Regions from separate parts of the Homo sapiens genome. Here region 1 is linked to region 2. Evidence: chromatin contacts called from ENCODE Hi-C or POLR2A ChIA-PET data. All regions are on one chromosome and are shown on one strand. Each heading gives the region's core, a stretch centred on a gene start or an enhancer-like site at or near the end of the contact. The rest is flanking DNA. Distances are from core to core; before and after follow the strand shown.

Region 1 (4,468 bases), core at 1,306-3,805, 550 kb before region 2:
TCTACTATAAATAATTTTTTAAAAATTAACCTTGCGTGGTGATGTGTGCCCGTAGTCCTAGCTACTTGGGAGGCTAAGGTGAGAGGATCCCTTTAGCCCAGGGATTCAAGGCTGCCAATGAGCTATAATCCTGCCACTGCACACCAGCCTGGGCAACAGAGAGAGATTTTGTCTCTTAAAAAAAAAAAAAGGAAACAAATATTAATTGAGACACATGATGAGAGTTTTATTTTATGTATTTAGTAAATCCCAAAATTTTAAAATAACTATTACTAAATGCCTACTAAGTTTAAGATACAATGATAGTAACCAAGACTTTCTGTAGACCCTCCTGTTGTCACAAAACTACCTAGACAAATCTAAAATATGTGCCTCCCAGACAAACCACACATCTTGCACTTGAGAATAATTTCCTGATACAGCCATCCCATGTAACCTTAATTAACAAACCCAAATCTAATAATCTCAGCAGAAGCAAAATATTGCGATGGGAATGACCCTGAGCTGATCAGAAGGATGAGAACCCAGGTCTGCTATTAACCAGCTCCCAGACCTTCTCTCTGCCATTTGCCCTCTACGCCTCATTTTCATTGTCTGCGAAGTGTGAATTTTGAAATGATCTTATAAAGTCTCCTCCAGTTCTAATATCCTATTTGGTGCTCCTGTGCACGTCTCAGGTGAACATAGATGTGAATTGTTCCTATGCCACTTTTCTGTGTGTTTGCTTACCCTTTTTCCTTTTCCTGTCAGTTACTCTAGATGTAGCCAGCTTGAAGGTAGACACTACAGCCCATGCTGATTTTGAAACATCCTCCGCAGGACACAGCCTCAGGGAGCTCTCAGTTGATATTGCTGGCAAATGGCAAACTATCTCTTTCCATCTCTAGCAAACTCAGGAACCCCACATTTATTCCTGCTAAGCATTTTCTCTGTGTTGCCTTATAGCTGATCCCACTATAGTCTAGTGGGTCTATGTTACAGACCCATCATGAGGTGAGAGACTCAGAGTTGTCCTGCCACCATTTTCAGAAAAAAAAGCTGCAATCCCACTGACAGACCTGCCTTTAAGAAGAGAGAGAGATGTGCTGAGCCCCATCTCAGAAGAGCAGCTCACTCCTCATTGGCAGAACTGGTTGTTGGTAATATCACTAATGTCAAAAGTAGTGGCCATATGTAGAATCACAGCATATCTGTATTGGAAGTGCTCACATAGTCCCTTTTCCCCTTAGGAGGAAACCGAGGCCCTGAGGTGGAAGTGACATGCTTAAGTTCATCTATTTATCCCTTCCTCGACTTTCCATTACTCTAGGAGTTTGAATGCAAGTACAGAGAGAAAATGTGGAAGCGTCAGACACTGCAGACAAGGACAGCTATTTGAAGAGCCTTACTCCGGCCTATCTTTGTTAGGATGCTGAGGCATTATATTACAAGGTTGACAGCACAGAAAAATTATCAGACACAAACTGAGTGAATTTTGATGGGACAAGTGCCATGAAGAACATCAGGGAAAACTGCCCAAATGTAATATGCTATAGAAATATTATACACAATAGAATATTCTCACTGGTTATATGCAGATATAGCAGAGAAATATTACAGTCTCAAGGGTCTAGAAGCTGAACATGAGTCAGCAGCACTGCGATATTGTTTAATACAGCAGAAATGGGATTCGGAAGCAGACAGGGATGGAACATTCTACTCAGCACATTTGAGTGCTCTCGCTCTTTTTTATTATTCTCTAATTGTATCTTTTGTGTAAGTCTTGTCTCCCCAATGAGATTAAAGACTCCCGAAGGACACAGGCCTTGATTCGTCCTTTGTATCTTTTTACCACCAACAAGAAAATATATGTTAGAGAAAGAGAGAGAACTTGGAATCTAAGAGGAGGCCGACGGTGTTTTGAAATTCTATAATTTCAGAGGGAATTTGCTTAAAAGATATGAGCAAAGAGAAATGAAACTAAAATTAAGAGGTGTCTTGATGTCAGCCTAGAAAAGAGATGACTGAAAGAACACACAATGACAGTAATGGCTACCATTTATTGAGTGCCTGTTAAGCTACAGTCAATGAATATCCATTATCTCTAATTTTTACAATGACCCTGCAGGGTAGCTTTTAGTAGCCCCATGTCACAGTCAAGAAAACTAAGAGAACTTAAATAATGCTGCTCATGATTATAAAACTACCAAGTGACCGAGCTAGAGTTAGGGCCAGGGCCGCCTGGTTGTGAACTCCAAGTCCTTTCCATGGGCCCATTTGCCATCCTGAGAACAGAGAACAGGTTCTATCTCTGTTGGAGCCAAGAAATAGACCTTACATAGCAAGAGGAACTTCAGGCCTATGGGAGAAATAGCTTTCAAGCCAGGAGGATGGTCACTGAGAGCTCCATATCTCAGCCTCGCAGCTGTGGAGGCTGACATGTGGGCATATGGAGTCCAGTGCAGAGGGATCTACAGGACCTTCTGGGGCTCAGGCAACTCTTCCTGAAGTCCTAGCGTCATAGGAACATGCAAACCCTAGCTGCCCTGGAGGTGGTCCAGTTCTGTTTCTATTTGTGTCCTTTCCATGTCACTTTGGCTGACTCATCCTCCTCCTCTCCACAAGGGAGCTCAATCACTGTCCTTGTCATAATGAAACAAGAGATCTTAAAACAAGCTTTCCTCACTAGAAGTTGCAGGAAAAAGATCCCTGTTACAGCAAAAAAAAGAGTAAAAAGAGACTGAACAAAATGTTAAGTATTGAATTTAGAGGGTTTGGTTTTTTAATGTCCCCTTAGACTTCTCTGATTTTTCCACAGTCTCAAAATCAAAATGCTCGTCTTTCAAACTAGGCAAAATATTACATATATTTAAAATAATGTAAAAATTTAGGAATAAAATACCTACACAAGTTTTAAGGAAAATACTGAAAGTTATTATGTTCAATTACAACCTTTTCTGGTACTTCCCACTGGTGAATAATCTTATGTTTTCATTCTACTCTTGTGATCTGAAACATGTTCCTCCCATGCCATAAATTAAAACGAATGAGCAAACATATAAAGGCATTTTTTTAAATGTCAACAAAGTGCACATGCTATAAAGTTGACTAACATCAATAGCATTTGAAATAAACAGTTAACAAACTGGTGGTCACAGAGATAACATGTCAGGCAAAGGTGATTCCTCCCCCAAGGAATTTGAGCCAGGCTAGCCAGAAACCTCAGCACACTCAGGAAAGCAGTCTGGGGTTCTATTTGACTGTGATGCTGGGAACTCCCAGGGCAGAAATATCCCACTCTATACTGTCAGTGCTAGGCAGAGAGCAACTCTCCAGGCAACGCAAGATGCATTGACAGCCAAATGGGGACGTTTAGACTTCTTTCATTTCTCTCACTTTGCAGGTATTCATAGCCGGTCTCAAAAGGATCTTTTCAAATAGAAGCACCTTCTCATTCCACTATACCAAAATATCCTGGAAGATGTTTTCGAGAAAGGAAATAGGTGCTCCTCAGAGCCAGCAGACCTGAGGGGAGAGTGATAAATAACTCATTGGTTGGTTCTCCTAGACAGAGATCATAGGTCATAAATTCATAGAGAATTGTCACTGAACAGGATCTTAGACCAGAAATTCTCAAATGTGAATGTTATAGGAATCATCTGCGGATCTTCCAATGCAGATTCTGACTCGGTACCTTGGAGATGAGACCTGAGATGCTGTGTTCTATCACGCCTCCAGTTCATGTTGATGCTGCTAGTCTAAGGACCACATTTTGAGTATGCTCAACTTTACTTATAATAGGAGAACTGCAATTAAAACCATAAGGCTAAATGCCATTTTTCACCATTTTGTCACCACCATATACACTTCACCAATGTATAAGACACTTACAACTGTTGATAAAAATATGGATTAACTGGATCCCACATACACTGCTGATGAAAATATAAAATGTTGCAGTCACTTTGTACAATACTTTGGCAGTTTCTTAAAATGTTAAAATATAAATTGAGTTATCCCTATGTCCTCATTTCTAGAATAACTGACGTAGACCTTTCCCTGGAATAAATACGATTCAGCCAGATATTTTCTATGAGGTTAACTAGAAGTAGCTGTGGTATAATGAAAAGAGGCCTTATTTTGTCAGAAGTCCTAGATATGACTCATAGTTAATCTTTCTGAGTCTCTCTGAGCGTCAGTTTCCTCTTCTGTAAAAAGAGGTCAATAAAACATACCTGACAGAGTTTTGGGGAGATTCAATGTAATTATAGACTGTAAATTGCAGGAACCCAAACAAGTGAAAGTTATTTTGTATCCCGAGATTTACTGAGTGGTGATTCAGTGTACCTGGAAGCCCTGGAGGGGAGGAGGCAAAAGTGGAAAGTATGATACACAATATGGTTTTTACAGTCTGGTCAGGGAGATGAAGCAAGTACAGGCAGAAGGCCCTAAGGCTTTTGCTATTTTAAAAGAATATGGTGTGAACTAG
Region 2 (4,498 bases), core at 417-2,916:
AAAATTACAAATTTTTTTAAAAGCCTTCAACCAGGGAGCACACAGAACAGAAACTTCAGGACCTAAAGCAGGCCGATTCCTAACCCCGGGAGCTACGGACGAGATCAACTTCATCAATAAAGAAGTCCAGCAGCGCCAGCCGCCGTGTCTGGCTGGGCTCCTTGCGCTAAAGTAGTCCAGACCAGGAGGGAAAAATGTAAAACCAACATGGAGGAGGGGCTACTGACGAGTCGGTTCGGGAGCTAAAACCTCGTGGCTCTTTCCTCATGGCGCCAACCAGCCTTCCTGCTCTGCTCTCCCCAGCCGGGAGAAGCATCATCCTGCCTCTCCAAACCAGCACCCAGCACCCAGCTCTCAGGATCCCTTGAGGAACCCGTGCTCCAAATGAAGTTGGAGGGTGTTAAACGGTGGGAAAAACAAGTAGCCACATCTTAAAGGCTGTTAGGGGAGCAAAGAAAGAACCATCTGGGAGGACTCCACCCTTCTCCACCTGCAGAAAAAACCCCGGGTAAAGCTAGGAAGTCATTTCCCTTGTCTCTCCTTGCCTTGCGGATAAAACAAAGGAAACAGGCTCCTAAGAGGGTCAGACACCCATACGATGACCCCCTTCCGTGGATCCAAGACGCGTACGTCCTGGACACCGAAGAGCTTGGAGCCAGTACAACTTTCTCATTGAAGCCGACCACGTTTCCTCTTATAACCTTAAAAAACAGAAGCCCCTACTATTATCGTTTCATTGATGTCACGGCACCTATTTGGCTCTCAGACTTTTACCCGGAAACCCCTGTAATCCCCAGCCCTTGCGTGCAGCCCCACACTGGGCTCCCCTTCCCCGGGATGCCGCCTCGCGCGTTCCCGCCACCCTCGCCCTCTCGGCCGCGCTTCCCGGCTCGCTCCGCCCTCGGCACCAGGCTGCGCCGCGGGGCGAGCACGTCTGTGCCAGACCGGGGCTTGAGGGAGTCCATCGGGGGTTAGTGGGGGATCCTGCGGAAAGCCCTCTCCCCCGACACTGGAGTTGCAAAACAATAAGCATCCGCTTCCCTGCCCTTCCCCCATAGGACCCCGGCCACGAGTTATTAACGCGGGGGGAGAAAAGCCGGAGGAGCACTCCCGCCCTGCGATCGTGGCCGCGTACCCCCGGAACCCCCAAGGCCCGAGTCTTCGCCTGCCCCCGCCGCAGCGCCCCCAGGCCGCGCGGGGCGCACTCGGCGCTGGAGCGCGGCCGGGAGCGGAGGCGCGCGGGCCACGCGGTGGCTGCCGCAACTGACACGGCCCGCGGCCGCCGGCCACATGCGCCGCCCAGGGACAGAAGCCGGGAAGGGAGCGCGGCTCCGGGCCCCGCCGTACCTTGCCGCTAGCTGTTCCCCCGCTGACGCCTATAAGGAAGGGCTCGCCGCCGTTGGGCTGCTGGTGGTTCTGCAGGGTCTGCTCGCTGTCCCCGGCCATGGTTCGCGCCGCCCCTCCTCCCGCTGCCTGTGCGAACGGACGCACGCTCCCCGCCCGCGCCCGCGTCGGACTCCCTCCGCTTTCCGCAGCCGCCGCTGGGCGCTGCCGGGGCTGAGGCCGCTGTCGCTCGCCTGCGAGCCGCTCGGAGCCCGGTGACGGGGCTGGGTTTCCCGAAGGAGCCAAGAGCCTTCCTTTGCCCGCAGCGGCTGGTCCGGTTTACATCCCAGGCAGAGGTCAGCGTGATGCTGCTGCTCCAATCCGGGCGGGCAGCGCGCTGCTATTCGCCGAGGCGGAGGCGGCGAGGCGTCTGGCCCCAGCCTCCGCCCCTCCCGGGCCCCGCCGCCGCCCGAGGTCTCTGCGAAAGGTGTGAGCCCGACCTTCCCTCCCACCCGCCCGGTTAACCCTTTCTCCGACGCGCCCTAGTGGACCCTGGGGGAAAGAAACAGGCTGTTCTGTATTTTAATTTGGTATGCTACCACCTATTTTCAGAAGGGATAAAAAGCTTGAAGGAAATAATAGGCAGATTAGATAAGAAGGAATGGCCCAGGTTTGAGAAGCAAAATTTGAACAAGCTTGAAAGATTAGTGTGGAACGAAGAGTTAATGTCATTTACCCATTATCCAGGCTAAAAACTTGTGTTTCCAAAAAATGAGGGTTCTTTTTCCCTTCTCCCGTTCGCCAAGATAATATGTCAGCCGCTGGCTTTAGATATTTCCTGTCTTGGAAACCCCCCAGCGCCATCCTTTTTAGCAGGCCTGTCCTCGTGCGACTCTCTAGTGAAGGGCAATTTGAGGGGCTTATCTGAAGGGTGCCCTCCGTTGGAAAAGCAATTCCCTTCTAAACCACAGTATCTCATCCCATACACTGAGCTTCCTATGGAGTTAGGGTATCTGAAAACATACTGACATTTTGATCCATTAATATCTTCAATTGAACGGTTTTCCAGAGATTGGCAATCAGTCACTTAGAAAGGCAGTTTCAGACTCCACCTCTGGAGCCAGATTTCTGCATTCACATCCAGGTCCCTGAGCAAGTTACTTAATCTCTCTGTGCTTCAGTGTTCTTATCTGTTAAATGGGAATAATAATGGCAATTACATCCCAGGATTTTTGTGAGAATTAAATGAATTAGTGTATGTAAAGTTCTCAGAACAGTGCTGGTACAGTCTAGGCCCTGTATTAGTGTTTGAAGAGAAAAGGTTTCTAAAGCGCTGAAACTGGAAAGAAAAGTTTTGCTGGGACACACCTGAGAGAGGCAGGACTAGCCTAGTAACTTCCAGTCTCTTCTCCTGTGAACTTGGGACTAGTATCAATGAGCTGATGGGGCCTACAATCTAAAACAGAATTTACGTCAATAGCATTATCTTTTGAAACTTAGTAAATTACCTTAAATTGAAGATTATTTTGAAAAAAATAATTTTCTCTCAAGCCAGGGAAATCGAGGCTGCAGTGAGCCATGATCTCCCCACTGCACTCCAGCCTGGTCAGCAGAGCCAGAGCCTGTGTCAAAAAACAAAAACAAAAACAAAACAAAACAAAAAAAAGGATACCAGAGAAAACAAACTTTTTTCACTTTTAAATTAAAGTTGACACTTGAACAACACTGGTTCAAACTGTGAGGTTCACTTTTATGCAGCTTTTTTTTTAAACCAAGGGCAGATGGAAAACACAATATTTGTGCAGTTTCCTCAGGACTGACTGTGGGACTTCATGTGTGGATTTGGTTACATGTAGGCTGTCCTGGGACCAGTCCCTCCGCATATATCTAGGAATTACTGTATTTTATGTCACCATCTAACATCAAACTCGGTAGCAGCTCAGACAGGAGACAAAGATGGGGAGAGTGGCCACTACCTGGTACCCAGAAGCAGGCATTTGGGTGAAGTTTCCTAAAGGGGTGCCTTACCAAATAGCTATGGAGTGGGTGAGTTTTAGGTGGTCCTAGAGTTAGCCTCTTCTCCAAAAGGTCTTTTCTCTACTAGATAGATTTATTAGTCATCATGGACTTTTGTAGAACTCTTTATAGCCCATTGGAATTTGGAAGTTGAACCTACAGCTAAGGGTTAGCATGGGGATATTAGGTAGTTAAGGAGAAGAGGAGGAGGATAAAGGAATGCCAAAGGCCAGTGGGGTGGCTCATGCCTGTAATCCCAACATTTTGGGAGGCAGAAGAGTGAGGATCACTTGAGGCTAGGAGTTTGAGACCAGCCTGGGCAACATAATGAGACCCCCATCTCCACAAAAAGTACAAAAATTAACTGGGCATGGTAGTGCACACCTGTAGTCCCAGCTACACCAGAGGCTGAGGCAGGAGGATCACTTGAGCCCAGGAGTTCGAGGTTGCAGCTGTGATCATGCCATTGCACTCCTCTATCGACTTGTCTCTTAAAAAAAAAAAAAGAATGCCATGTCTTTCATAAACTTTTCTCAAATCTGCATCTTCCTTGTCATTCCTATAGTGTTTATTCCATAATATTTTATCATAAAAATTTTCGAGCACAGTTGAAAGATTTTACAGCAAACACCAGTATACCCACCACCTAGACTCTATCACTAACATCGTACTATATATATACTTGCTTTAAAACATAACTGGTCATCTACCCATCCCTCTATCCATCAAGGCATTTTTATTATAGGACTTACTTCCTTTTGCTTTGTTAATTTTAATTGACTTACTCCACACTGGCTTATACATTTCTTGTTTGGTTTGTTTTGTTTTGTTTTTAATTACTATATCCCCAACGCCTGGAACGGTTCTGGCACCTTGTAGGGCCTCAACAAATGAAAAGAGATAATGTCTCATTTCTACATCCCCCAGGCCCACTGAGCAGAATGATAAGCAAGTAGGAAGCATTTAATACATGATAAATGAATGAACAAATGAATGAATATGGAAGTAAGGACACCAACAAGTAAACTTAATTTCCGTCACTTTGGAAGGAAAGGCTTGTTCCCTTGATTGTATTAATGTGGTTACTATACTTATTTCTGAATGTTTTGTTTTCCTGGCATTCCAGAGTGACTGTCCCCATCTAATCTTAATGCATCTA

What was found. Hi-C counts contacts between places; a loop is a spot of excess contacts on that map. ChIA-PET counts read pairs that join two places held with the same protein, here RNA polymerase II (POLR2A). Pooled maps may share reads with other maps.
Region 1: a pooled map of psoas muscle shows a loop between it and region 2 (4-fold over the local background). The contact joins the enhancer-like site here to the promoter of UCK2 in region 2. A Hi-C loop is called at or near these places in 1 of 168 maps with a recorded cell type or tissue (gastrocnemius medialis), 1 of 37 single-sample maps with no recorded cell type and 2 of 50 pooled maps. POLR2A ChIA-PET finds 5 or more read pairs at or near these places in 1 of 52 experiments (activated T-cell).

What each region holds. Positions count from the first base shown.
Region 1 is chr1:166,377,743-166,382,210 of GRCh38, reverse strand. No RefSeq gene overlaps it. Among named protein-coding and RNA genes, the nearest start is that of LINC01675, 110 kb to the left of the region's middle. Within about 2 kb of position 2,555, at least 5 of the 41 ENCODE cell types and tissues checked have a DNase peak (open chromatin) inside an H3K27ac peak, as active enhancers do; they include gastrocnemius medialis, where a contact is called at or near this core.
Region 2 is chr1:165,824,782-165,829,279 of GRCh38, reverse strand. UCK2 (uridine-cytidine kinase 2) reads right to left here and starts at 1,666. Exons shown (of 7, transcript NM_012474.5): 1 at 1,348-1,666. The coding sequence starts at 1,446. RefSeq lists silencers at 778-1,007, 1,068-1,547, 1,628-1,877 and an enhancer at 759-1,312.